Regions from separate parts of the Homo sapiens genome. Here region 1 is linked to region 2. Evidence: chromatin loops called from intact Hi-C (ENCODE). Cell type or tissue: mammary epithelial cell. All regions are shown on one strand.

The links. Peaks named below come from ENCODE experiments on the same cell type or tissue, not always from the same donor. Only the 100,000 strongest peaks of a DNase experiment are listed, where the experiment ranks them.
Region 1: it touches region 2 in a loop (3-fold over the local background); 7 of 110 quality-filtered maps call a loop at or near these places.

What each region holds. Positions count from the first base shown.
Region 1 is chr18:49,414,427-49,416,926 of GRCh38, forward strand. The region is part of intron 2 of DYM (dymeclin); the gene reads right to left. Among named protein-coding and RNA genes, the nearest start is that of DYM, 45 kb to the right of the region's middle. In mammary epithelial cell, a CTCF peak has its summit at 1,123 (motif pointing left); a DNase peak (open chromatin) is centred at 1,175.
Region 2 is chr18:49,020,907-49,023,406 of GRCh38, forward strand. No RefSeq gene overlaps it. Among named protein-coding and RNA genes, the nearest start is that of DYM-AS1, 1.5 kb to the right of the region's middle. In mammary epithelial cell, a CTCF peak has its summit at 1,087 (motif pointing right); a DNase peak (open chromatin) is centred at 785.

The sequences.
Region 1 (2,500 bases), 390 kb after region 2:
GATAGTTAGTAAATTATAGCAGACTAGACTCAATTCCCAAATAGTGATAATGAAACAGGCTCATCTCTGGAATACCATACAACTTATAAGATCTTTCACACAGCCAAGTCCTTATGTTATTTGTTTCGTGTTGGCTGTTCTGCTACACGGGCCTTTTGCTGCTCTTCTAACAAGCAGAACTTACTTCCACTTCAGCCTCTTTACACTCGCTGCCCCTCTACCTGGAATACTCTCCACAAAACATGCATGGCTCACTCCCTGGCATCATAATGTCTCTGCTCAAATGCTGCTTTCCCAGAGACTCTCTGGCTAAAGAAATCTCCTAAAGCTATTGCTCTCCATCACCTCACTCCGCTTCGCTTTTCTTCCTTACACTTGACACTTCCAGAAATGACTTAACATATTTATTTGTTCACTTGTTTATCGCTCATCTCCTCTAGTAACATATAAACTGCATGAGAGCAGGGACTTTGTCACTCATGTTTTTAGTCCTTAAAAACAGTCCCTAGCAACTAGAAGACATTCCATAACTATTTTTTTAGGTATATTAATCAAAAAAATACTTCCTTTTTTTTTGATGTGGAGTTTCTTTCTGTCTCCCAGGCTGGAGTACAGTGGCATGACCTCAGCTCACTGAAACCTCTGTTTCCAGGGCTCAAGCGATTCTCCTGCTTCAACCTGAAGTCAGGAGTTTGAGACCAGCCAGGCCAACATGGCAAAACCCTGTCTCTACCAAAAATACAAAAATTAGCCGAGCATGGCACACACCTGTAGTCCCAGCTACTCAGGAGCCTGAGGCAGAAGAATTGCTTGAACCCAGGAGGTGGAGGTTGCAGTAAGCTGAGATCACACCACTGCACTACAGTCTGGGAGACAGAGTGAGACTGGGTCTCTCAAAAAAAAAAAAAAAAAAAAATTAAAAAAATTTTAAAAATGAGAGAGAATTAAAACGATATACACCATAATGTTAACAAGTTACTCTTGGTTGTTATTATTTTTATCTTTTTTTTTTTTTGCCTTCCTGGTGCTTTTCTGTATTTAAAGTATTAAAAATGAACATGCATTACTTTGGTACTTAGAAAAATTAGTTTTAAGTGACTGTGCCAAGAGCTGCCCTTTTTGCCTTATATGAGCACCATCTAGTGCTCAGTACACATAATACAATTTCTGTAACACAGTAAAGTTTTCTGAAAAGTAGCCTTTATAAAAAGTAGGGTGTGGCTGGGCATGGTGGCTCATGCCTGTAATCCCAGCACTTTTGGAGGCTGATGTGGGTGGATTGCTTGAGGCCAGGAGTTCGAGACCAGCCTGACCAACATGGTGAAACCCTGTCTCTACTAAAAATATAAAACTAGCCAGGCATGGTGGCATGTGCCTGTAATCCCAGCTACTTGGGAGGGTGAGGCAGGAGAATCACTTGAACCTGGGAGGCAGAGGCTGCAGTGAGCCAAGGTCGTGCCACTGTACTCCAGCCTGGGCAACAAGAGCGAAACTCTGACTCAAAAAAAAAAAAAAAAGGTAGATTGCTTATACACAAAGATGACTATTACTATAATCACTGTCTGGCTTAATTTTTAAAACAGCAGAACAATTAGTTCAAAAGAGGCACAGGACTTTCAATCATCAAGATAAAGCGGTCATCAGAAAATTGGTTAAATTTCTGCTGCTTATTTTCATTCCTCAAATATTTTAGACTAACTCTCAAGACAGAGTCCTAGGTCTTTGTAAACTAATAGGTAATTACTCCTTGAAAGAAGAGCAAAGTCAGACACTTTACATGCATGATAGTGTTTCATCATCCCTATGAATCTACATGGTAGGGGTTATTATTTCCATTTTACAAAAGCAACAACAGGTTCAGTGAGATTAAGCAGCTTTCCTGAATTCACAAACTAGTCAGTTGTGGAGCTCAGGCAAGGTCAGTTTGGCTCCAAAATCCATGTTCCCCCTGCCATGCTACATGGTCTCCATTCTTCACACTTCACCCAAAGTCACTGCACCTTTTAGCAAAACAATTCCTCTGGAGAAGAGTATTCAGGCTGCTGCTATACTGCTCAGAGCTGCTCTCAAATCTGGAACTCTAAGCTCATTAAGTATTAACACTCAAATCAGGTGTTAATTTAAAACAAAAGAACTTTTTAAAGATATTATTCTCTATACTGCTGTTAGCTGGTTACACACACTTACTGAGATGTAGGACTTTCCATTTCCTACACAGTAATAGAAATTCAGACCTTCAGCACATCACAGGTATATTGCTGCAGATGTCTCAGATTTTGTTTTCCTGCCCTAGTTTTTCTTCCTGCACTTTCCACCTACTCACCCTACTTAAAAAAATAATGTCTCTGAAACAATGTTTTCTCCAAATCCACTCAACAAGAGCCTACAAGGGACCCTACTTCTAATCCTCAGCTTTCTAACAAGTGTGCCAAAAATAGGTAACAGGTGGACATATTTTTATTTCCCAGTTCAGCCTTTCATAGTTAGAGCCCCTACACCC
Region 2 (2,500 bases):
AGCTGGGGAAGCTGGGTCCAAGCCCCTGCAGTCCCTGTGTGAGCTGGGGCCCAGAGCTACCTCCTGAGGCCTCAGTTTCCCCTCTGTTTCGGAGCTGGTGGGAGAGTGACTGAGACTGGGTGAAGTGTGTGGAGAGTGGCAGGGGGCTCGTCCAGTGTGGGTCCCGGATCCCGCATGGGAACCCTTGCAGTCGTCAGGGCCTGGCTGCAATTGCCTGTGAGGGCCCTGCCTACCCTGGCCTCCCCTCCGCTCCCACACAGCTGTCCAGTTCCACCATGACCTTTGCCAAGCCATGCCCCGGCTCAGACCCCTCCAGGGCCGGCATGGTCACCACACTGGAGTCCAGTGCCACTGCCCCCACTGCCACAGCTGGGCCCTGGCTACCCCTCTAGCCCTTCACCAGGACATCCCATCCCCACCTCTCCAGGCAAAGCGCACAGCTAGTGTGGTCCCCCACCTCCATCTGCAGCACGCAGCCCCCAGGGGCCCTAACTCACCCCCTCTTCCCTCACAGGGCTTCCCTGCCGTCCAGTGTTGGGTGAGAAAGGTGGAGGGGACATGTAGCCCCGGATGGAGGTGCAGCACCAACGAGAGAGCTCCGGCCTGTGGGAGGGACGCTCAGGCTTAGGTCAAAGCCAGGAGCTCCGGGAAACCTGGGTTCAGCCGCCACGCCCCACGGAGGGGACACACCCTTCCCTGCCTGATGGCAGGGCCCATGGTAGACAAAACCCATGACCTCACCTCTCCTGGCTCCAGGGCTCAGCCCTGCCCACTTCTGGAGAATTCCATGACTCAGGTAACAGAGGAGGGGCCTAGCCAGTCTCAGAGCCAAGGTCACACCGCCCTACACCTTGCTGTCCCCACAGCATCTGCAGGAGGAGCATGCCAGGACCAGAGACCCAGGGAGCAGCCTCACCAGAGGGAAAAGAGCCTGTAGAGTGGTGAGCTCAGGTTTGTAGCTCCCGCAGGCAGGGCATGAGGGGCTGGGAGGCGGGGCCTGGGCCTGGCGTCAGGGAGGTTACCTAGCAGACGGTCCCACAGTCCACACTCAGGGCTGCCAGGTACAGCTGCATGGGTTGTGCACTGCTTAACTGCAGAGGGCGCCCCACACACAGACTTGACATGCTGGCTGGACCACAACGTGATGGCCCTGATTGTTACACACAGACACATACACACGCACGTGCACACACATGCAGACACACACATACATGCACACGCATGCATACTTGGGTCCACACAGCCTTTTTTTTTTTTTTTTTTTAAAAGAGGTGGGTCTTGCTCTGTCACCTAGCCTGGAGTACAATGGTATGATCATAGCCCACTGTAGCCTCGACATCCTGGGCTCAAGCAATCCTCCCGCCTCAGCCTCCTGGAAATATAGGTGTGTGCCACCACACCCAGCTAGATTTTAAAATGCTTTTTAGTGGCAAGATCTCACTATGTTGCTTAGGTTGGTCTTGAACTCCTGGGCTCAAGTGATCCTCCCGCCATGGTCTCCCAAAGTACTGGGATTACACACAGCCTCTTGGGGAGTTATTTCACACCTGTGTCCTAATGGGCTCACACGGCCTCTGCCCTGTTTAAGGATGGCAACAGTGAAGTAAAGGAGTGACTGTTGGGCAGGGGAATGGGCTTGGAATGGAAGAGCTGACCTGAAACCACTTTGCTGGGCCTGCCACATGTTCTCAAATATCAAAATCATCATCACAGCCCTAACTAGGACCCACTGGGCCAGGGCTGGGGCCACCCTCTCCACTGGCCATGGCCTCAGCTGAGTGGAGCCACTTCCCATTCTCTGAACCTGCCTTGATTTGGGGCTGACCAAGCCCTTGCTCATGGTGTCCCCAAGCTGGATCTCCCCCATATGGACTTTGAGGCACAGATGAAATGTGACGTTGCACGTGGAGGCTGCCCTGGCCCCTGGAAGGCCTGCACCACCCACCCCCGAGGCTGCAGGCTCTCCCTTCCCTGGGCTCCCGCCTCCCCTCCCACAGGCGTGCCCATGCCTTGCCTCTTAGGAGCTCCCCTCGGGATAACACTTCCAGCAACACACACCTGTGAGGCATGGACCATGGATGCATCAGGCTCTGCTCTGAGGGCGCCACCTTGCAGCACGGGCTTAATCTTCGTAACAGCTTTGCGTGAACATCAATTATTACCTCCATTTTATAGATAAGGAAATGGAGGCCCTGAGAGGTCCCACAGCCAGTACGTGCTGGAGTGTGATTGGAACCCAGGTGGTCTGTCTCCGGGGTCCATGTTCTTCAGCCCCTCTATGATGCTGCCTTCCCTCTTTTCAGGCTCTGGAGTGAATGGTGATGGAGCCTTGGCTTGGTGTGCTGGACACTTGCTTGGTGCCCTGAGCCACCACGTCCAAGTCCAGCTACTGTGAGGTCCCATGCTGGGAGGAATCCCAGGCCCTAGGCCAGGTTCCAGCTGACAGCCCCGGCTGAAGTCCCAGACCACAGCCAGCGTCGCCCCCCAAGACCTGAGGGAA